Linked DNA regions of Mus musculus: all the other regions are linked to region 1. Evidence: chromatin loops called from intact Hi-C (ENCODE). Cell type or tissue: gastrocnemius. All regions are shown on one strand.

Region 1 (8,000 bases):
TATTCCATGACTCAGACAGACTATAATGAATCGCCTTTATCCCTGGGTATCTGAAATCCTGGGTTGCTGTGTTGGTCTGTTCTTCCTAAACACAGAGCCAACCACAATGCCTGTTGTAAACCAGCACTGTTTGATTTCTTCTGGCGTTTCCTCACCATGGGTGCCTCTCAGCCTAATTACATGTTGATTTGTAATCAACAGAAGCTCCCTCTCATTTGATTTCATGCTGACTCTGTATCCCACAGGTCCCTCCACACACACCATTTGGAAACCTCCAGGATTATTGTCTCAACTTCAGTTTCACTAAACAGGTCTCCTTTCATGATGGCCTGCTTTTAATCTGTTGCTTTTCTGTTCAGTTACTCTGTCAACCCAAAGGTATCTGTTGTCTATTTAAAAACAAACAAAGCACAGCTATATGTTGGTGGGCTCCATTTGTCTGTCTGAAGTATTAGGGAAAGTGCCGTCATTACCACGAGCTAGTCCAGTGCCTACTTCTCTCTCTACTTTACAATAAGATACCCAACCTCAGAAAACAGAAATGGTCTCAACCAGAATCATCAATGAAGTCTGATTTAGATAACAATGAGAATTCATCAAATACGTAGAAAATATGTTTCCTAGAGAATCTAGCCTTTTTCCTGTATTTGGGAGTGGTGAAGAATATACCCAAGAACTTGGAACAGATACAGAATGGGTGAACAACCAGAAGATCTGCCGGGCAAGACTTCCTTTCTCCCTGCTGAACTTTTTCCTGTTATTATCTCTGAGATGAACAAATTTGCAAACAGAAGCTGCCTTGGTATTGTCTTTTCTTGACAGACCGCTGTGTTCAGTGATTCCTACAGCCCAGAGTGTATGCTGGACAGTTGGAAGCTTTTTGAAGCCGTTGTATTGTTAGGGAATAATTAGGGTGAATGAAGCAGGGAGTAGGGGTTAACAGCAATTCTTTGTTGTAAGCAATTGCTAGTCTTGGCATCAATATTAGTAACAAGGCCAATCTACTGGAAGGATTCTAAACAAAAGATGGAAAGGTTGCGGTTGGTTTGTCTAATCCAGCCAGTAAATCCACCCATGCATGGCCATTGTACCCTGTGAGGTCTCTGGAAATGCCTTTGGTCACACTGCATTCCAAGCCACTGGGTGGGTGATCTCTGCACAGTCTTGTACATGGGTTTCCTAGAATGCTTCCCATATGGAAAGGGGATGCACAGGTGTTGCCTTGGCAATTAATCAGCATACTGCACAAAGAAAGTAGTCTCCGGACATTGGGATAGATGAATGGGTATCTTATGAAAGGCTCATGATCTTTTCTGTGGCTGAAGGAGTCAGAGAACGCCCTCATGCAAAGGGCTGGATGTGTCTATTGAGACTAAGGCAAAAAAGCACCTAGGTAAACCGATGACCTGTGTTCTCGTCCCTTCTGCCCGCTCCAGGCCAGCTGGGCCCAGTCTTCCATTCATCATCTAGTCCAGCGAACTAAGGTAGCTAGAAACTTAGTACTTCCCAGACAGTCGTGGCAGTCTGGGCTAGAGATAGAGCAGTTGCTTAGCATATGTTTAGCCCACAGCACTGAACACAAAACCAAACAAGCCAGATAGTAGCTCTTAACACTGAATGTCTGTTTCTCTTCACCCATGTGGGAACCTGGAGCTGATGTAAACACTGAAGCCAATCAATCTGCAGCTCTGGTTGATCAGAACTGTAATCAATACACAGCAATAGTGCCTTGCATAGGGGCCCTGGAGTCCTGCACAGAGCCTGCCAATTTCATTTCTACCAAGTGCATGGTATTATGAACCCTACTCCCAAATCAACTTTCCACCAAAGGTCCCCACAAATCTTGCTTTCTACTGTCATCCAAAAGGATGGAGATGCTAAGGAGTATAGAAGTGGAGGGAGAGATGTCTCCAGGAACACTTATGATCTTAGATACATATATCTAAAAGGCAAATTCTTGCCTCAGGTGTTGAATAGGAGTCTAATTTCACAGTCTGACTTGGGCAAAGGATGACTGTTCCAGACTGGTATTGAACTCCGAGCACTGAGGCCAAGGTGATTTTTCACCTGTATACTCTTCCCAGAATATACCTGACGTCCTGTCTGTGTGTCAGGAAGAGTCCTGTGTGACAGGGATGGGGGAGGGAGGAGCTGTGTGAGAAGAGAAGTGGCTGGGCAGCAGTGGGCTTGTTTTCAGTTTCTCAGCTGCTCTGGAAAACAGCCAAAATGAATGAGATACAACAAGCCTTCGGTGTTATTGTAAGCCACAGAGAGGCAAGGCCCCTCATTTTAAAAAGCTCTGTAGAGTTTAAAGTTTCATGTGTATTTGGTCTGGGGCAAGTATAGCCCTGAACTTCCTCCAGGAAAAGGTTCTATTGCAGGAGCGCCCAAAGGGCCCCGCCTCCCTGGGCAGATAGTGACTTGATGGAGCTAAAGCAGTGTAGCATCCCAGTGAGCCTTTCTGCTGTTTGGCTAGTGGAGGAAGATTGACACAAACCTTGGCTAGCCCTGTCTTCGTGGCCTCTAGAAAAGACTAGAGAAAAATCTGTTTGTCTTAGAAAGTGGATGGTCTAGCAGAGGGGAGAAAGGAGAGGGCTAGATCCTCTGGGACCAGTGTGCTTGTGTAGTGTACACAACACGACACCCAGGGATACCAGGCAAAGCTAACTCCTGGCATTCTCCCAAAGGATGGACAAGCTGAGATGTTCAAAGCAGGTCACCCTCCATAGAGGAAAAGCTCACGAGCCTGAGGTGGCTGTGAGTCGCGTCCTGCCCTGGCAGTCATGGTCATGTTCCAGGCTTGATGGCGCTTCAGTGTGACTCTTGTCTGCAGTTCACGTCAGTGGGCTCTCATTACTGTCTTCCTAAGTCCTGTTGACATTTGTAGGCAGAGAAGAAATCTGGATAAGGAAAATTCTTTTCTTGACATTGTTTAAAAGCATTACTAAAAAAAGAACAGACAGTATTTTCAGAGCTATGTGGAAGCAATGACGTTCGTGGTCAGTGTGGAAGCTCAGGTGGGTAGCTTGGTGAGCTGTTTCAGGCCACAGCCATTTGTGAGCAGCCTGGGATGTTCTGATATGGATACGAACACATTCATACTTCAGTGGCCACCTTTTTCTTCCCAAGACTGTCTTTTCTAGCATACAGCTTTTAGGATTTTTCTGGAAAAATTGCATTGTATTGGTTTGTGATGAGCTTAAGTTTCCAAAGAAATCCTACTGGATCCTCAAGACTGTTTCGTGTAAGGGGAAGAGTGGGTATCAGAAGCAAGCCATCTTTTTATCTTAGAAGTGGCAGGAGGTGGCTGTTCAGTCTACAGCTGACTTATCTGTGTATTTACAAACTGCAACTGAGGACAGCGAAGTGGCTTTGCTTGAAGTTACACAGAAAGTTAGTTCAGGAACAGCAAAGAAAAGCCCTGCCTCCTCATGCCTGGCTTGTCATCACAATGTGAGCTCTGTCCAGAAGAAGGGAATTCAGTCCTGTTGCTTTAAGAAATTTTGTGGGCCAGGCAGTGGTGGTACACCTTTAATCCCAGCAGATTAAAGGCAGAGGCAGGCAGATTTCTGTGAGTTTGAGGCCAGCCTGGCCTACAGAGAAAGTTCTAGGACAGCCAGAGCTACACAGAGAAACCCTGTCTTGAAAAAAAAATATTGTGAATATGTAAGACATTGAAGTGGCTTGTCAAGGTGGGCTCGTTATCCTGGATGAAGCATAATTTTAAAGAAATGTATTTGGAACACTCTAATTTTAACCTATGTTCTAATTCTAGCCCACAGAATTTTTGCTCAAAGTGCCCCCGCATACATTTTGTTCGAGCAGACCCTCAAGGCAGTTTTGTGGAAGTAGGAAAGACACATCTAAGTACAGCTGTTTTCCAGAAACAGAACTGAAGCTGGAAGCTGTGTGTGACCCAACCACACTGCTAGGAAGCTGCTGAGCGGGGCTCACGCCCAGGCGTGCAGGCCAAGCCCACGGCTTATCTCATTGCCCCACCATGCGTGTTGCTAAAATGATGTTTTAAAAAGCAGTCCCTTTTCCTCATCTTCTCCTGCAACGGCTACACTTTTCCTGCCCTGCCCGAGACAGTGCTGCCGTAGCCACACCATTTACCATATGTGGAGGGAATGGGCCTTCTCCTCCGCGCCTTCACTTCAGACCCAGTACTCTTTGCTTCCCCTTCAGATGTGAGGGGCTGCTGGGGTTATTGGCAGTGTCTCACTAGGCTGCCAGCGTTGAATAACCTTCATTTAAAACAAAAACAAACAAGGGAACAAGGGATAGGGAATTTAGCAAAGTTCTTGGCTCCCTTTTCTGGCTCTTCTTGAAACCCAGCATGCATTGTCAAGACGTGCTGCTTGTTTTCACACTGAACGCTAGGTGGCAGGGTGGCCACACCACTGGCTGTGGTCCCAGGGACAGGAATGAGGAGGCCTAGACCATCTGTGGCTTGGGGAGATTAGGCTAACCAACCTGGCTGATCTCTGCTTGACAGGGAACTGCCCGCAGTGAGTCTGAAACATATGCTTCCAAGATACTGCCTTTAAGTTTCCTTCTCCCTTTATTCCCTCAGCCCACTTGCAGTTTAATTTTTCTGCCCCATTGCATTCTGGTAGTAGAGGGCAGACACTGCCTGCCAGCAGCTGCCTCGAAGGGCAGATTGTGATGGGAGCACACAGTGGTGCTGGCACTCTTGCCTTGGCATGTCATTTGGGTCATGGGTGTCTGAAGGTAAGACCTTCCCTTGAGTTCATTAGATATTTCTCAGAGGGACAGCAGACTGAGCCTGAAGATCATAGTAAGCCATTACCCTACGATCACTCACTGTCCCCACTAACTCAGATACGCTGAAGATCACAAAAACAAGCAAACAAACCAAACAACAACAGAAGGCAGATTTTTGTTTTGCTGGCATGGCGCCATCTTGATTCTGCTGTGTAGCTAGACTGGCAGAGCTGCCGTAGGTGGGTGAGACATGGCTTCCAGTTTTTGTTCTTGTTTTCTTACCTAATAGTGTACTGGGGTCTGCTACCCTGGATGCCTCGCAGGCCACAGGCCGCAGGCCACAGTAAGCTAAATAAAGCACCAGTACAAGTTGTGTCCTTTCATGTTGTAGAGAGCATGAACTCCGGTTACAGAAATACTTCTCTGGATCTTTGGATTTTTTTTTTTTTTCTAAGAAAGAAGAAACACCATTAAAACAAAACATTGTGTACCAACTGAGGATAGCACCCTGACAGTACCCACCTTGAGACTTCAGTTAAAAAAAAAAAAAACAAGTCTGAATGTAGAAAATTGATCAAACAGAAAGATTTCGTTTTAATTACAAAGCATTCTTTCCTCACAGCTGAAACCACAATCAGATTTCATTAAACAGTGAGTAGTGAGTTCCTGATGTGGATTGTAAGTGACTCCATCGATGAGAATTAAAAAAAAAAAAAAATAGACTGTGTAAGTCGCAACTTTTCAGGAACTCACTTGTTGCGTAATACCAAGAACCAAGTGTCTTTGTACAAGAACCAAAATCACTTTGTACATATTCTTACATCACGACCTACCATTTCCCAACTGGGGAACCCAAAGCATTTTTTGGTTTTCAGCTAAGAGTCCTGATAAAATCCTAATTTTGCACATACAGCGTTGGTGACACTGAAGGGCCTCGTGAATGTGACCAAGGTGACTCGTCTACAGGATAGTTCTGTAGATGAAGGCCCAAGTGTTCTGCTGATTCAGTTGCCTAATGGACTTTCATTAAATTCAGCAATATGACTTTTGAGAATACCTCAAACAACGTACATAAAGCAGGCCAAGGATATTAATTGCAGGCTTTGAAGCTGGAAGAGGGTGGTGAGACCTTCTCCTTCCCTAAGAAAGAAATGTCATAAAAATTCCAAAGCAGAGATCAAATTTCCAGGGGGAGGGGCTTCTTTATTGTTTCCTCTAATAGCTGCTCTTGAGCCTTCTAGAGTGCTGTGTAGATTAGCCCTGGGCAGGGACTAAACAACAGCTTGGCTTTGCCCCACTCTAGTATTTTGCACCCATTTTGAATGATTAATTTATGATATTTTTGCTCTTGTCGGTCCTTTCTTTTATTCCACCTCCCTTCCCTCCCCCTGGAAGGTCTTTATCTTCACACTTTTCCAATTAATTGGTTTCCTTTGCCCTTGGAACCACAGTAAATGTGTAGTGGGTCTTTACGGGGGGGGGGGGGGCTTCATTCTGTGGATCATGCTTTAAAGTCTTGGGACTGGAGGGATGGTGAAAATGAGTCACAGCTTGTTTCTATATTTGCTTCTGTGTCAAGGGGTGTAGTTTTCTTACTACAATGTCTGCTCCATAGCTTACATTTTCAGGGAAACAAACCAGAATTCAGTCAGTTCCTTTAATGAAATGTTTTCAAATACTACAGAGTTCTTGGCCTCTGTAATTCCACACTGAACAGCACAGTGATGGCGGCCTTAGTATTTTTCTCCACAGGAAGAAAAAACACACTCAAAATAGGCTCCCTACCTCCCACCCCATGAGTCCTCCAGGAACAGGCCTTCTGAGTGTTGCCCAGGCCTGTTCACAGCCTTAGGACACCAGCACTAATTCACTGAAGGCCCCATAGTTACTTCTGAGTGACAGCTCAGGACAGGGACTTCAGGGATTGGGATCTAACAGTTAAAAGGAAGAAAGAAAGGAAGGAAGGAAGGAAGAAAGGAAGGAAGGAAGGAAGAAAGAAAGAAAGAAAGAAAGAAAGAAAGAAAGAAAGAAAGAAAGAAAGAAAGAAAGAAAGAGGGAGGGGAGGGAGGGGAGAGGAGAGGAGAGGAGAGGGGAGGGGAGGGGAGGGGAGGGGAGGGGAGGGGAGGGGAGAGGAGAGGAGAGGAGAGGGAGAGGGAGAGGGAGAGGAGAGGGAGAGGGAGAGGGAGAGGGAGAGGGAGAGGGAGAGGGAGAGGGAGAGGGAGAGGAGAGGAAAGAGAAGAGAAGAGAAGAGAAGAGAAGAGAAGAGAAGAGAAGAGAAGAGAAGAGAAGAGAAGAGAAGAGAAAGAGAAAGAGGGAACAAAATAGAGAGTAGAGCTGGGGGTCTGGAGGCGTTTGCAGGGGGAAGTAATGTGGGAGAAACACAATGGCTGCCCCAGCACAGGACTGCATCCTGGGATCCCAGCACTTCACTGGAGTAGGCATGAGCTGTTAGAGGTCAGCTTGCCTTGATTTTTTTTTTTTAGCATAAAAAAGCCAATGACTACTCTTGAGTGTCAGTTTATTGAGCTCTCTAGCACAGACTCATAACTTCTATTAATTAGGGGAAAAAGCCTTCCAGAGGAAAGGGAAATGCCGGGCAAATACAGTTGACTTTGACCAGTTGTCAAGTCCCTGCTGTTAGGAGTCATGGACAAGTCCTTGATTCTTATTTGACAGAGCCAGGGTTGGGGGCGGGAGGAGCAGTTCGGCTTCTGTACACTTTTGGAGAAGGAACTTTTTTCCTCCAAACCACATTTTGTTCTGGACTTACCATCCCTGTAAGGTCTCGCTTACTATGGTGCTCCCTTCAGTCCAAGCACCTTCAGGAGCCTTCTTAAAATTCCTTCTTAAAAGCATAAGGTAAAAGTGTCAAACTTGTTTTCCTAGACGGGAGTGGAGCTGGAGAAGGGACCAGGCCCAGTCCTTTTGCTATTTTAGATGCTGGTAAATAACTTGAAACCTGTTAAAGCTTTTAAAGGAATGTGGAGGAGTTGTCCCTTTGACTCTTGTGTTTCAGAAAGCAAATAAAGGGAACAATTTTCAGAAAAGAGTCAGCCCTTCATGGGCTGCATTCTTTTCAGTACCTTGCAAATGTCACATTTGTCCCTAGAGGCTCACAAATTGATTCACTTGTCTCCATGTCTTAACAGGTTCAACATCCTTATCCACTGCCCCAACTGATTTTTTTTTCAGTTTAGTTTTGTGTGTGTGTGTGTGTGTGTGTGTGTGTGTGTGTGTGTGTGTGTGTGTGTTATCCTTGTCCAAACCAGCCA
Region 2 (8,000 bases), 150 kb after region 1:
ATTCCATTCTCTCCATACAAGAGTGTATACTGATTCCTATCAGTCATTCTGCTTCCCAGAGGGGCAATTGAGATGGGTGGGAGGAAAGCATAACAATAAATCCTCACATTCATGCTAGGTGATAATTAAAAGCATTCTCCACCGCTGTTTGCTTGCTCTTAGATGCCAGAAGGAAGGCAGCTGGGCCAGCAGAGAGGCCTGAACTCAGGCCTCAACAATGGCTGCAGCAAGGTGGGCTACAGTGGCTAAGTCTCTCCCTCTCCCTCTCCCTCTCCCTCTCCCTCTCCCTCTCCCTCTCCCTCTCCTTCTTCCTCTCCCTCTCCCTTTCTCCCTCTCCCTCTCCCTCTCCCTTTCTCCCTCATTCCCTCCCTCATTCCCTCCCTCCATCTTTCCCTCCCTCATTCCCTCCCTCCATCTCTTCATTTATCAGCTATACGTACAACCCCAGAGTTAGAGACACCTGAGGATGTCTGTCTCCTGTCCCTTTTACTTATCCTGACTCCCTGAGTGTTCCTTAGTCAGTGACAGCAAGAGCTGGACCTCTTGGATGCTGAACCACTTTAGTGCCTTGAAGAACTTCAGGCCAAGGAGCATAACAGAGGAAGGCGCCTTAATGAGAGTCCCTAAATGACGGACCTGGCCCATTCTAGCCCTGACCTGTTTTATGCCACAAACTGTCAGCTGTCCCTCCTCCACCCTCTCTGGATGTTTTGGGTGGCGCCTCTGACAGCAGCTCCAGACAGATGAGTTATGGCCACTCTGAAAAAGCACTCACATCTCTCTTCCCCTTGGGAGCTAGGACGAGGATAAAGTCAGCAGACAACATTTTTAAACACTGGGCCAAAGGGCATTCTGCAGAGCTGTGTCTCCAAGATGAAAAGGATACAGAGCCTGTGTCACAAGACACTGAAGATTTCCCAATGCAAACGCACCTGGGCCATTGCAAACAGAAATGCAAACTCCTGCTACGTGTTTGTGCTAGGGGGCTGGGGGTGAAGGCGGGGGGACGACAGTGCCAGTAGAAGTTCTGGTGTCTTAGATTTGGGGTTTGAATCCTGGAACTCCATATTCAACACCTTAAAGGGTTAATCAGGTGATTCTGATGTGAGAAACATTTGACCCAACCCCATGTCCTGCTATTGTGAGTGGCCCAGTCCATCTCTCACAATTAACTTACATTTTTACACAGGACATTCTAAGAAAACTACAGTGAGCTTGTGTGTCATCTCCTAGCTGTTGACATTCTGCCTCACCTGCTTCTGGCTTACTGTCATTATCCACCTAGTTTGTGATATCATGACGTTGTTACTGTCTTTGTGGCACCATTTAACAGCACGTTGTAGATGTCATAGTCTTCCATCCCCTGAGACTTTCATTTGTCTCCCAAGAACAACAATTTCTCTTATACAGCCAGCCATACTACATTTATTCTTTCACCCAGGAAATTAATATTGATACAACACTGTAATGTAATATAAGGGCAATATTTAAGCTTTGCCAGGTGTCCCAGTAATGTTGCTGTGGCAGGCCTTCTAGAGTTCAGTCCAGGATTAGACACTGTGTTTAGCTGAAGTGTCGCTGAAGATCTTTTGGTCACTGGTTTCACAGAAACATTTTTCTTCAAGAACATACTTCCTGATAAATCCTCTCTCTCTCTCTCTCTCTCTCTCTCTTTTGCCTCTTGGCCTTGCCTCTTGCAGAGCCAGTGAGCTGATGCAGGTATGAAGTAGGAACTGCTCACGTAGGTCTAAACTAAACGTAGTAGGTTTCAACTAAACGTGAAGGGACTGGCTACCAGACCTGGGATTTCCATTTCTTTGTGAGCTGAGTTCCCAAAGTCAAAGCATAGCTGTCAGAGAGTCCCCTTGCTTTTCAGCTGAGTGGGTTATCACATGGCTCTCTCATTATCCAAACTAAGGCCTGAAACATGTACAGCTTCTATATATTTCCTGCGTCTTAAGTCTTCCTAGGAAGAGTAACTGATAAAGGATATGCCTTTTTTTTTTTTAACCTTTTCCAGCTCTCTTCAAAGGCAGTTGTCTGGATGTCCATGTCTGAGGAATTTCTCTCACCCCAGCAGTCAGGGTTCCAACCAACCTGATGTCAGACTAGACAGCTGTGTTCCTTCTCCATTAGCCCGTGTTTCCCGAAACAAACATCAGATGGCCAAAACCTAAGATGATGACCATGCATAATACAGATTTACTGAGACTGCAACTCTGGCATCCTCCGGCCGCCTCAGATACCATGATGAGAGCAGGAAAACAAAATTCAGACCAGGACAGCTGTTAAGTGCAATGTGAAAAATCCATAGCAAGAGGATAGAAATACATCTGGGGACAAGGGACATCTCATGTAAACATCCTGGCTTATTTTAAATGAGCATGGATTTTTTTTTTTAATGTGCTTCAGGTTTCTTTAAATAGTTCAGTTTTTGCTTTTTTTTTTTTTTTTTTTTTTTGCTAGTATGTGTGTGTGTGTGTGTGTGTGTGTATTTCCATTCCCATTCGTGTGCATGAATTCACTCTAATAAGGGAATTCATTATTAATTAGAGATTCTCCTCAGGGCTGGAAAGATGGTTCAGCAGATAAGAACACTTGCTGTGCAGGCATGAGGGCCTGAATTCAGATCTCCACCATCCACATAAAAACCCAGGCATGGCCACACCTGCCTGTAACATGGCACTACAGTGGGTCCCTAGGGCTCACAGCTTAACTCCAGATTCAATGTAAAATTCCAGCCTCTGTGGAAAAGCAGGACACCTAATGTCACCCTCTGGCTCACCCACACACTGCATGGATATGCACACCTGCACACACAACTTCTTCTCACAGGTTGAGAGACTTAGTTTCAGGTCATCCTTCAGGACTGTCCCCCTCCAATAGAAAGTACCAGGGAGAAAGCAGTACTCCTGGCTCAGGGGCTCCAGTGATCTCCTGGGTGGTGTTGCCAGCTGAACCCATGAGAGGAGATTGCTTCTTTCTACTCAGACACTGGGACTATTCCTGCTATTTTTTTTTCCTTAGCTATATTTAAAGATATTGACGCATGTCACTGCAAGCACAGCCCAGAAGAAGCCCTACATAGTTGGGATAGTTTGGTTGCCAAATGGGACAGTGTTCAGATTGACCTTTTCTAAGAGGGAGCCTCCTCACCCTGATTCCAGACAGTTTCTCCATGGTAACCCTCTTAGATGACACCTGCATTCACCCAGGACAGTCCCAAGTCATCGCTGCTGTCCCCTTATGACTCAAATGAGCCCATCTCTATCTCACAAGTATCCCGACTGGATAATAACTTACACGACCATTCCAAGACTCTGGGAAAGTCTAAGTATTCTCTCCCCATACAAAAATCAGCGGGGCTGTTTGAATGATTTGTGCTGGTGCATACCAGGCTTTATCCTAGTGGTGAGCTCACCCCGCCTCTGCTCCACCTGCTGCTAGGGGAGGTTAATCCACCTCTAAATCTTGCATTCCAAAGGTGCTGATTACTCTACCATAGCAGATGGCTTCTGCTTCCCTTTGCTCAGTCTCCCCAGGAATGAGTGTTACTGGGGCTTGAGTCGGGCTGAGCATGTGATATGAGCAAACACTGGACAGCAATCCATCCCCCTTCTCTTCTAGCTGAGAGAGCCCAGAGACGACAATTTCTCCATGACCTAAGCAAAGTGGCCTGGTCCGCTAGCAGGTCACTGGGCTGTGAGCAGATGGTATTGGGTGAGACAGTTGTTACATGGCTTTATGCCTCAGATCCTTTCCTTGTAAATCTGAAAGACTAATAGCTTCCAAGTATTTTGAGAATCTTGTAACTCAGAAGGTTATAAATAACATAAGCTATTTCTTTCTCATCTAAAATGGCAGTCCAGTATGGTTGCTTAATAGTTAGCGTGTGGTTCCTGGGCCAGTCTGTACAGCTGATGGTGTTTTTCCAGTACTCTATTTATAGAGCTAGGTCAGAAATGTCACTTCCGTTGGAACTTGACCTACAGACGATTGTCAGTTCTAGAGACCCAAGGAAGCAGAGAGCACACTAAATACAGCTGGTTCACAGGTTCAGTTAGCGAACTGCAAGCCCCCCAAGGAAATTGTGTTGGAGAATAGATGTTTGAGCCTTCCCAATCTCTCTGTTTGATATGTTGGCCCTGTGGCTCCATGGAACTCGAAGGTCACCTTGAATCTTCGTTTTTTAAAACTCCTGTTCCGGGCAGTGTCCCGTTCATCTTCAACTGCGGCTGTCTTTCTACATCAGACACAGTGAAGATTCTTGAGACCCAGCTAGGCAGTGTTGACTATGTGGAAAGCTGGGGGGGGGGGGGATCTGAATGTTTCCCCTACTTCATCTTTCTACTGGGGTAACCCAGATTCTCCGCGCATTTCCCTAGATCAAATGGGTGAGCCCATGGAAAATGTCTGCCACAGGTCAGTGGCTCCCTGGCCTGGTCTGGTACAGGAGAATTGGAATCAAATGGATGGTGATCCCCATCTGGTCCCAGTCAACCACTCAGACTCTGGAGTTTAAAAGCTTTGTTGATTGGGAATTGTGTTTGCTAGAAGTTGGTCCTCGTGGGTTGTAGTAGGTAGAACAGACAAAGAAAAAGGCCTGGTCTGGGGAGAAACCTGTTGTCGGCAAAGGGGCCGCACACTTGCACTGTCTTTAGGTATGTATACATGGTTGCTGAGCAGGGCCTGGCAGTTAAAGGCAGTATGGAAGCACTGTGCACTCAGGCTTCCTAGAAAAGACAAGGTCCCAAATAAGAAGCCAATTTTTTTGCTGTCAAAATATCATAGACTCTGGATTTTTTTTTGTTTGTTTATTGTTTATTGGTTTTGGGTTTTGTTTTGTTTTGTCTTTGTTTTTGTTTGTAAGTATACCCAAGGACATTTGAAGTCACTTTGAACAACTCCTTCTGACCATGGGTGAAGCTACTGAGGATTGGGGAAAGTCAGCCCTGTGGCTCACTCCTGGGTGCTTTGTTATGGCTGCTCCTTCTCCCAAGTGTTCCTGTTGAAAGCCTGCAGCTAAACCAGGAGTAGAACCACAGGCCAGACCATCAGGCCTGCCATAAAAAGTTCCCATGGTAACCCACCATCCTTCCCTACACTCATTTCAGTCCTGAAAACCCTGAGTATTGTCGTTTGTAACTTCCTACTTCTTATCCCAGGAACTTACTTTTTACCCAACTGGACAAGAAGAACCAAGTATTCCAAACATTCACTCCTTTAAGCCCTTCCCCTTCCCTTCCGTTCCTATTCTGGAAGTCACCACTTTGTTAGTTTGGTTTTAGGGGGTTGTTTTTTGTTTGTTTGTTTTGGGGGTGGGGGTTTTCCACTTATTTTTAAACATGCATAAGTCTATTCACTTAAAATTGAGTCCTCTGCCACAGAGCAAACATGCTTCTGCTATTCACTAGCAACAGTCTAACCTCTCAGAAATGTTTGGCAGAGAAGTCATAAATTTAAATGTTTTCAGAAAAGAAACTTTTTCATTACAGCACACACACACACACACACACACACACATAAACACACAGGCCCTTCCTAAATACTGACTGACACAGAGTGGTACCAGCTGCCCATCACCTTCTAGAAACCAGGCTCCCTAACAACTTGGCTATCCTCCTCTAGCCCTGAAATCATGAGATCTACATCCTGTGTGTACAGAGCAGAGAGACCATGGGAGAAATGTGTTTTCCTATCCAACTCCCACCAGAGGCTGGGAACTGGCTCCAAAAGATAGCAGTTCTGGGAGAAGTTTTAGAAGCTCCGTCCAGATCCTCACCGAGTCATTCCTAAGCTTTGCTATCTCTGATAACGATTAGAATGGAAAAGAAAGAAAGAAAGAAAGAAAGAAAGAAAGAAAGGAAGGAAGGAAGGAAGGAAGGAAGGAAGGAAGGAAGGAAGGAAGGAAGGAAGGAAGGAAGGAAGAAAGAAAGAAAGGGAGAGAGCTGCGATTAAACATCTTTTCCCCCTCACCTTTCATCTTCTGTGTTTGTATCTTTGTTCCTGCTATTTATCCTTAGCCATATCAAGTATCTCCATCTAGGGTCACCAAGAACCTTTGGTTGCCTGGAGGCAAGAATTATTATTCGAATTTTACAGATGGGTAAGCAATCACAGAAGGAGACTAGCAAGCTTTAACTCACCTAGCCAAGTCTCTGACAGAGTGGGGCATAAGGATTCCCACAGTCTTTTGAGAGAGCCTCACTTCAGTGTGAATGAACTAGGCTGTTCTGGGGACCTTGCAGACTCTAGCCTGTGAGGATGGGGAAAAAAAAAAAGGAAAAAAACAACCCAATCATGAAAATATTTTCAAGTCCCAGTTCATGTCTTTGACTTATTTTTTTATTTGTATCGGAATCCACCAAATGCCAGACAATGAAGTCATACAGCCTTGGCAGGTCTAAATATCACAGTTGTTCAAAAATGGGAGGAAGGGAGAGTGCCCCAGTTTTCAGAACTTCCGCTGAAAATGAACACAGAGAAGACCTACTTATCAGTTTCCTAACCAATGAGGTCACTGGGCAGGAAATCACCTTTTATAAAGAGTCAGTAAGCAGACTCTCCCTGCTTTGAATTTTGCATAAACAGCATTAGTGAGCACTTATTCCAGCCCTCTCATGGGAATGCTAGAAACTGCAAAGACAGAAAGGACCACTAAGTTCTCCTGTAGGAAACAAGACCATGAATGTATAGTAACTGACAGCCTCCCTGTTGACCCCTCTCAAGTCATCTACCACCAGAGCCACCTCCAGTTCTTCTCTTGTGTTTGAAGCTGCGTGAAGTGACCTATCTTTCCTCTCCTAACCTGAGTTTAAGCCTCTAGCTTAAAGGTCAGCTGTAGGCCACCTGACTTGTGTGAATGCAGCTGCTAGGCCAGTTGAGCAAAGTTAAATAACTTGCCAAGCCAGGGCATGCATGTGCTGCCTTCGTTGAGACCTCTTGCCCTGTGTTATCACTGAACATCAGAACAAAGGAAGCTGACTGTGGAGTCTGAGTGACAAGCATTTTCATAGGAGTGATAAGATAACTTGTCAGGACCGTTCCTGAAATGGGCCTTTGGGCAATCCAAGACCCTTCTCAGCCCCTGTGCACAGGAGAATAACAAGATATTTGATCTTCAAGACCTGATGAGCCCAGAGAAGGCTAATCGAAGTAGGGGTTAGCAGCCTAGTTTTGAAACCTAGCTCTGCCGTTAATCAATCTACGTGACTTTAAGGAACTGCCTTCATCTCTCATAGCTTAAGTCTGTCAGTAGAACTGATAGTGTTGCTATCTCATAGGCTCAAAAAATGTGTACTGAGATATGAAATTCAAACAATGTAAGGTGCCTCTATTTGAGGGGTTTACATAGTGCCTAGTATATAGTAAAATTGGAAGCATTGTCTTCATCATTAGTAACTTTAAAGGCCTTGCTGGGGTTATTCTTACACTGGCCTGATGCTTGCAAGTGTGTCTGGAACACGTCTCCTCAAGGTCACTCACTCAGAGTTTTCCCTGGAAGCTTTTCTCTGTCATTTGCCCTTGCAGCCCTTGATTAGATCCCAAATATATCTGACCAAAGAACAGCCAAGTGTCTGCCACCCCTCCATCCCGCTCCCGTGGGCCTCGTGGTATAGAGTTTTTCATTTTGCTTTATTTTTGTTGGTTTTATAACCATTTGCTTGTTTATTTACTTTTATGAAATGTTTAAAACAGTCACCCATGCCCTGAACGTGTCTCTGATCTCTAGAACCATCCTTTGCCTTCCTTTAGAACTAGGACACTCCACCAGTTTTATCACCACCAAAAAAAAAAAAAAGTTGTAAGTTCTTAACCAATTAGTAACTCCTAATTGTTCACATGTAGCCTTTTCTTGGCAAACTGTGAAGCACAGCTTCACTTAATCCGCTCACTTAGGAGATGTATAAACAGCTGGCTGCTACAGTTAGCTTGAAAAAATGCAAACCTATTAATTTTAGCTTAAGGTAGAATTAAGAATGTAAATATGCTGTTAAAAC
Region 3 (8,000 bases), 280 kb after region 1:
TAGATGTTGTATTGCTTTCTGGGAACCCGAGTTATTTTGCTAACCTGTTGACTCTTGGAATGTGCAACCTGAACTTCACCATCCTTTTGGAAGGGCATGGGTTGAAAACCCTGCTTCTGTCTTGACCTCATATAGTCTTGTGAATGGAAGAAAATGTCTTGAGATACCTCTTATAGATCTTGAAGTCACAAAGAGGTTGAACATCACTACGGCCACCAACATTTCAGCCATGTCCACAGATAAGAAGACAGCTCATTGCTTGTCTTATTATAAAAGATCCTCTACTGCCTCTGTCTCTTTGTGTTCACTATTCCAGTAAACTGGGCTGTGTTTCTCCTGGTCCTACTTTAATCCAAATTAAACTTTTGTAAGACTTGTTTCCCTTAAGTCAGAGCTCAACAAATGTGTTCTTTAAAAGATGAGAAAGCAAATATTTTAAGCTTTGAGAGTCAGGCTGTCTGTGTTAGTCAGACTTCATGTTACTGTGACAAAATCATGACCCGGACAATTTAAGGGAGGAGACATTTATTTTGTTCATAGTTTTCAGAGTTTCAATCCATCCTGGCATAGAAGGCAGGACAATGAATAGCAGCTTGCCTCAAGGCAGCCAGGAAGCTGAGACAGGGTTACCTTCCCTGCCCCTATCTCACATTTGTCTTTTATTTTGTTTTATTTTGCTTTGTTTTTTTGAAACAGGGTCTTGTTTAGCTGACCTAGAACTCACTGTCTAGATCAGGCTGACCTAGAACTTGCAGAGATCCTCCTGCCTCTGCCTCCCAATGGCTGGGATTAGAGTGTAAGTCACGGTGACAGACCCTGGTTTTGTTTTTATTGAGACAGGATCTTGTTATGATTCCCTGGCTGGAACTCACAGTGCAGAGTAGACTGGCCTCAAACCCAAGATAATGTTCTTAATTCTGCCTCCTGAGTCTTTTCCTATTTTAATTCTGTGTGAGCATCCACCCAGCTGAGATGGCGTCACCACAGTCATAGCAAGTCTGTCTCCTTATCTACTGTTCTCTGGATCATCCTTGCAGAGGGAAGTACCCTGAAGTTCCCTTTACTAATTTCTTAAGCCCTTTCAGCCAACCTGGCAATCAAGTTGAGTCATGACACTCACTGTCTCTGTCACGGCTACTCAGTTCTGCCACTGTAGTACAAAAACAGCCATTGCCAGCATGCAGACAAATGAGCTTGGTTCTAATCAAACTCACATTACAGAAGTAGAACAGGAGCTGGGTTTGGCCCTAGGACCACATTCTGCCAACCACTGCTCCATTGTGACTCTTCTGCTCCCCTCTGCCTCCTTCTCCATGGTTAGCTATTTATAAGCTCAGACCTCCCGAGGGGCTGGTCTTGAAGTTAAGGACTTTTGCTCTTAGATCTCCCCAGATCTCTAGGACTGAGAAGCTGTTTGGCAAAGGCAAGTGGTTGAATACCAAAACAGCCGCAGAGAAACAGCTTCCTCAGGCCTTGGCGAGACTGTCACACATTTCAGAGCAGATATAATGGTAGCAAGGTCTATAGAAACAGGAATGAGGCCGTTAAAGATTCACTAGGAGAAGGGACAGATAACCAGACCAATCCCAGAGATTCTGTCTACCCCTTTCCTCTGCTCCCAATTCCCCGCTTCGCATGCCTCCCACTTTACATCCCTACTTAAAGTCCTCCCCTTTGCATGGAGGCCACTTCATGTGCTCTTGTAACCCCAATACCTTGCTTTACCAGGATAGACTCAGATGGAATCATTTCTTCGATCTGTCAGTGAGTGCCTTATCATTCCAGAAAATAATTAAGCAACGAGAATTGTTTCTGTGTCCCTGGCAGGAAAAAAAGGGGGCAGGGGCAAATTATTTTACCAGGCATGAGATTTAGTAACTTAATTCTATTGTTTAAAATGAAAGGTTATATGAAAATCCTGACAGATGAGCTTAGAGAGTTTGCAGCGTGTTTCTAATGGGATAGTCATCGTCCTGCCTTCTGGCCTGTCATGTTTGTCTGCCTGTCATGTTTTAACTCACAGCTTCCATAAAACCCCCAGAAAACCTTGTTTTCAATCCCATAGCTACAGCTGAGAGCAACCCTTCCCTGTCTTTATACAGTGCTCTGTGATGGTCAAAGCACTTAGCACAAATCACATTTCATAGATGAGGCAATTGACGCACATTAAAGGACTTGCTTTGATTGGCATTGCTGAGACCTGGGACTCCCACCTAAGAGCCCTACTCATTAGACCAGGCTGACTCCCAGGCATCAGAATGAAACAGCAGTGAGAAAGGAAGCCAGGGGCTGGAAACGGCTCTTCAGTTAAGAGAACTTGTTGTTCTTCCAGAGGGCTGGATTTAAGTTCCAGCACCTACATCATGGCTCACAACGCCTATAATTCTAGTTCCTGGGGGCATCCAATGCTGTCTTCTGGCCTTCTTATTCTGTGTACATGGTGTACATACATGCAGGCAAACCATCCAGACATATAAAATACAATTTAAAATGAACAAGAAAAGAGGAGCCAAGCAGTATTTTAATCCTATTTGGAATTCCAAGGAAACCTTGGAAAGAGTATCAGAACTTTGATGGTATTTGTTAGTGTGGCCCAATAGAAGAGTAGATACCTTAACAAACTTTGCACAAGACACATACATCTTGAAATCAAATCGACTAACCTTCTTGGAAATAGCAAAACTTTACACTAGAACTTGGCTTGAATGAAGAGATTCACAGCAAGCCTGAATCCTCATCACCCTTGTAAAATGATTCAGGCACCCCAGCAAAGACCCCAGTGTCTTGCTTGTGCTTGACCATGAAGGTCACCCTTCACAATGGAAGGTTAATACTGACTCCAAAGTGAGCGAGCCACTGTCTCCATCACTGCCACTTACTACAGCCTGTGCTCCGTGTTCCTTGGAAACCTCTTGCCTCAGCTTGGGCTTGACCCAACCCACTTAGAAGGAGGAGAGCAATTTTACAGCCCTGCGTGGAGTGACTCCAAGCCAGTCGTATCTATTTCCAAGTGATCTGACGCAGCAAGCAGATCATGTTTCCTTTGGAGGCTTGGCTGAGAAAAGCTGGGCTGGCAGGTCTGAGCCAGAGTGAATAAAACGACTGTCAAGAAAAATCCCAAATGGCCTCTAAGGAGGGAGGACTAATGAAATGCTCAGGTCAGAGGTGGGGTGCTTTCTGGGGAGATTGTAAAAAGAAAGGAAGATGAGGTGAGCATGTGTGAAATTTGCAAGAGTCAACAATGACAGGGGACGCCAAGCACACTGGCACATGCCCAGAACGTTCCGAGAGCAGGCACCTAGCCTGAAACAACTCTCTCTCATACACACAAAATCTAACTCTTAATTTGAAGCGTACCTTTACTCAGAATTTTTATTGGAATTTCTTACGGTTGGTTACCTGTCCACCTTGCCCCCATCCTGCCAAAGCCAGCAGCGATTCTAAGTGCTTTGCCAAAGACCAACAAAGCCCTGTATTCAATTATTCTTGTCTCAGGGAATAGAAATTAGGGAATTCCAGGAACGGGATGTGGGAACAACTGAGAAGCTAGGCTTCACTTGAGATCCTTGAAAAAGAAATAAATACCTTGTTGTTGGGATAGAAATAGAATTGGGTCTGCACAGATCATTTGAAAGGAGAAGCCAAGTCTTAGGACTGGCTCTAGCCCGCTGACTTTCTGCTCAGGATGATAAGAGCAGACCATTGACCATCAGATCCCACGGGCATGTGTCTGGCTCTTGGTTCTCTTCTTTGGCTGTACATGGGGTATTTTAAAGGGCAAGACACGGGGACAAAGCTGTTTTTCTTGAGCAAGAGGTGTGTGCGTCCAGCTCCACACTTGTCAGTGAAGCCCTTTTCCATCCAAACAGCTTGGCCACTGGATATGGTAGCAGCAAACGGCCACTTCCCCTTGCCTCATGCCCCTGACAGTCAGCTGGCCTGTTTCAGGGCCCTACTGTGTGCCAGTCATTGTCTTGGAATGGAACCAGAATGCCCTTGCCCTTGGTGTCTTGTCTATGTATCTGGACAGGAGACACCTGGGGCAGAAACAGTGTGAGAAACACTGGAGATTTGAGAAGAGGAGCCACCAGAGTAAACATGAGGACAGAAGGGGTCATCCCTAAGGTCTTTATTCTCCTTTAAGGACCCCACATTGATTTCCAAAATATCAATTATCCATTTGTTATTTAGATAGGCTTGGGGTTCAACATGAAGTGGAATATGGAATATAAAAAAGGATTGCAAGGAAAGGGCTCATGTGGCTTAGTAGGTAGAGTGCTTGCCTAGCACGTATGAGGACCTGTGTTGAATTCCCAGCTCGGCAGAAACCATGTGTGGTGCAAGCACACATATAACCCCCGGGTTTGGGGTGGAGATAGAAGCAAGATAATCAGAAATTCAAAGGTCATCCGTGGTTCTAGAGCGGGTCTGAGGTCATGAAACTGTCTGTGGAGCTGGAGAGATGGCTCAGAGGTTAAGAGCACTGTCTGTTTTACAAGATGACTCGAGTTTGAGTCTTAGTACCCACAAGGTAGCTTACATGGGCCTGTAACTCCAGTTCCATGGAATCCAACTCCCTCTTCTGGCTTCTGTGAGCACTAGCTAGGCACACATCCAGTTCACAGATAAAACACCAAACACCCCACCCATACCAGTTCTGAACACAAAGACTAGCACAAACAGCTACTGTGTTTGAACAGTTGTCTCCCATTTGTAGAGTAGAGAGAGAACCAAGAGTGGCCAGATCCCAGAGGGAATCTGCCATAGCCGGTGTGTGTGTGTGTGTGTGTGTGTGTGTGTGTGTGTGTGTGTGTGTGTCACATTCAGGTTGATGTTGGCACAGATGGAAAGGGCAGATGTCAGTGAGAGAGGGAAGATCAAGAGTGGTTTTAAGTTTTCCATTTGGGTATCTGTGGGATAGCAATTTTGTCAACTGACATAAAAGAGACAGGGGAGGAACATGTGAGGCGATTGTCATAGGAGGCAGGGTCATGATAACCAATATGCTTTAGACATGTGTGATTGGAGAGAACCACACAATGCCCAGCTCGAAGTGTCCTGTAGGCATTTGGAAATACATGTGGGAAATTCAGGAAGATGGCTGGGCCTGAGATCGTAGAGCATGGGTGGTAAGTGAAGCCAGCAGAGTAATAAGGTCACTCAAGCAGAACAAACATATCTGAAAGAGCAAACAGAAGCCCAAACCTAGAGAAGACACCATTTGATGCGGCAGCAGCAAAAGACGCTGGGGAGGAGACAGAGGGAGAGATCTAAGAGGTAGGAGGAGGAAAAAGGAGGACTTCCAGCTACTGTTGACAACAGGTCAGGGCAAAGGTCAGTGGGTATAGGAGCTGTCACTCTGGGTAAGCAGTCTGCCCAGTTCTTAGCAGGTTACTCTTACTGGGGAGCACTTAGGGATACTGGGCCATGAGACAAGCGAGCTGTGTCCATCAGGACTTACTTACGTCACCTACCATTTCTAGATGTGGATGAGTGCTGAATGTCCTACCTATGTAGGGAAGGCCTTAGCTTGACCACACCATTAGCTCCTGTCTCTTACTACCTCTTACCAAGAACAGCACTCATGGACTAGATAGGTGAACAGCCCATATATAGAGGTCTGGGTCCAGGTTTCAGAGTTTTAGATGCTGGGGTTAGTCCTCATGTTAATGCTGATCTAGGTCTCTCCTTAGGCTAGCCCCCTTCCTCAGAAACCCCTGCCACATCCAGACCATCTCTAGGGATATCCCCATCTGCCTTCCTTCTTGTCACAATGATGTCTGCATTTACTGTAGTCGCTGAAGTAGACAGAAAAATGGCATGAAAACTTATAGAGAAGACGGTACAGAAAACCTATCGCTGTGAAGACGCTTTAGCTCAAGTGGGGAGAGTTAGATGGGCTAGGTACCCACTCACTCCACAGAGCTCGGAATGCACGTATCTGTAGTGAATCATGAAGGGAGGGGACGCAGCCTGGTCCTCTAGTCTTCCTCCTCCTTGGAATACATAGGTCCCTTCTAGCTGATGCTCTCTGAGGGACAGGGTCATCTGTCTTGTGTACTTTTCCAAGGTATCCTTCCTCCCTAAGAAAGAACAGGCCAGGCCCGAGCAAAGCATATTGAGACACCCCGACATCGAACACTCCTCGGCCTCCCTGGTCTCATTGTCCACAGCTAAATCACTCTGACCTCCAGGCCATTATTATCAATGGAGTCCTTTTCCATTTCTTCATGGGCTGGTCAAGACTACTTAGGAAGGGGACATACAAGATGCAGTCACTTTACTAAACGAATCCAAAGCAAAACCCAATGGAGACCCCACCACTATGTACACATGGAAACTCAACTTTTAGGGGTCCTGCTTTGGAGGCTCAGTGAAACCTCCTGGAGACAGAAAAAGCCTGGAACAGCTTTTTAAGAACTCTCTGAAGCCAGACGCGTTTTTCTCTCTCCTCCTTGCTTCTCTTGGTCTAGGAGGCTGCTGGCCTGCTTCCCGTCTTGCCCCCACTTCTCTAGTGCCCAGAACCCCTGCTGAGATTGTCCTTTTCCTCTGGGACTCCCCCTTCTCCTCCCCCCAGCCCAGCCCAACCACTTACCTCCACTGGGCTCCTGCGTCACTGCTATTCATCTCCTTTAGAGCTGGGCTTGGCTGCAGATGCTGTCAATATGGTAACTTTAGACTCCCTGATTGGAAAGGCTTGCAAGGCCAGTCAGACAGCCCAAGGAAGAGAGCAGTTTGATTTACTCCCTGCAGCTTTGAGCTGGTCCTGCCCCTCCCTCTTTGCCCGAGCTGTGACCTCCTCAGGTCCCATCCTGTGTTCACAACAGAGGGGAAGAGAGAGGAGACTGGGCGGTGATCTAGGTACAAGGTTGGCCAACAGCTCAGGAGGAGCTGAGGAGCCAGAGGTGCAGGCCATAATGAGCATGGAGTGGGTGCTGGTGGGGCAAAACAATGCACAGGGCCTGAGACATGAGGATCATCCTCCCACCAGGGCCATGATGGGGGCATCCTACAGGTAACAGGGAGACCCTGAGGCCCCTGGCCCCTCTGAGCTTGTTCCCTTTTCTGTCTTTTCTCTCCTGAGCTCCCTGATTGGGAGCTGTCACTTCTGGGGGACTTCTGGGAATTCTCAAAGTTGTTAGCTACCCTCTGAGACCTCTTCCAGTTCTTAAGACCTCATCTGCATTTGATTTCAGGATGTCCAAGTTGTCTAAAAATTCAGATCTCCTGGAAACCTCTGAGGCCAATTGTTCGGGCTCTAGAAATTGGGGAAGTTGGGAATTTTGAGCTCCAGAAGTTATCCCTCCAAAGTGCCACCAGAGATGTTCCTGGCCACCTGTGACATTTCCTCAGAATCTGTATTAAATTCAAGGTTCTTGAACCATGGCTTGATTAGAAAAGAACCCATGAATACTGAGGGAAGGGAAGACAGATTTATCTGAACCTAAACCCTCACACCAATGAATCACATGTCCTTATTAAAAAATGATTAGTTCATATCCAGGGTGTAATCTATGGGCCAGATACATTTTAATAGAAGGATCTAGAAGAAAGAAAAGGTCTAATAGGTATGTCTTTGTGTCTTTGCTCCTAAGTCCTGGAGAAACTTGGGTGGAATCCTCCTGTTCTCCCTGCTGAGAGGTGTTGGGCTCGTGTTTGGTTGCCTCTGGTGACAGGCAACTTGCCACCAAAAGGCAGCCTAGTCACACTTTGGCTGGCTCTGACCATTGTCCAATAACTCTTTATTGCTATGCATTCCCCAGCTGTCACCAGCATCTGTTTTGGACGGGGAAAGGGAAAGGACTAGGAGAATTCAGATGCAGGGGGTCATCCTGACACAGGAAGAGAACAGAACTCTTCTGAGGGTGAAGGAGGAGGTCTCGATTCCCTTCTCATGTCATAGTTAGTGCTCCAGTCTGTGCCGTTACAGGGTGCTCCCTTCTGTAAAGAGTCATAGGGTGCTCCCTCCTGTACAGTCAGAGGGTTCTGCCTTCTGTGCA

What was found. Hi-C counts contacts between places; a loop is a spot of excess contacts. Peaks named below come from ENCODE experiments on the same cell type or tissue, not always from the same donor. Only the 100,000 strongest peaks of a DNase experiment are listed, where the experiment ranks them.
Region 2: a loop joins it to region 1, with 5 times the contacts of the local background. A loop is called at or near these places in 5 of 42 quality-filtered maps.
Region 3: a loop joins it to region 1, with 2.9 times the contacts of the local background. A loop is called at or near these places in 5 of 42 quality-filtered maps.

Annotation. Positions count from the first base shown.
Region 1 is chr12:79,608,488-79,616,487 of GRCm38, forward strand. The region is part of intron 7 of Rad51b (RAD51 paralog B); the gene reads left to right. Among named protein-coding and RNA genes, the nearest start is that of Gm36048, 190 kb to the right of the region's middle. In gastrocnemius, a CTCF peak has its summit at 4,375; DNase peaks (open chromatin) are centred at 2,726, 4,036, 4,442, 4,634 and 1 more place; H3K27ac peaks cover 4,637 bases.
Region 2 is chr12:79,755,810-79,763,809 of GRCm38, forward strand. All of the region lies in intron 8 of Rad51b (RAD51 paralog B), which reads left to right. Among named protein-coding and RNA genes, the nearest start is that of Gm36048, 39 kb to the right of the region's middle. In gastrocnemius, a CTCF peak has its summit at 3,444; no DNase peak of the experiment used is centred here; H3K4me3 peaks cover 815 bases; H3K27ac peaks cover 7,261 bases.
Region 3 is chr12:79,884,405-79,892,404 of GRCm38, forward strand. The region is part of intron 1 of Gm46361 (a long non-coding RNA gene); the gene reads left to right. Among named protein-coding and RNA genes, the nearest start is that of Gm46362, 4.2 kb to the right of the region's middle. In gastrocnemius, a CTCF peak has its summit at 4,582 (motif pointing left); DNase peaks (open chromatin) are centred at 3,012, 3,250, 3,870 and 6,538; H3K4me3 peaks cover 556 bases; H3K27ac peaks cover 7,643 bases.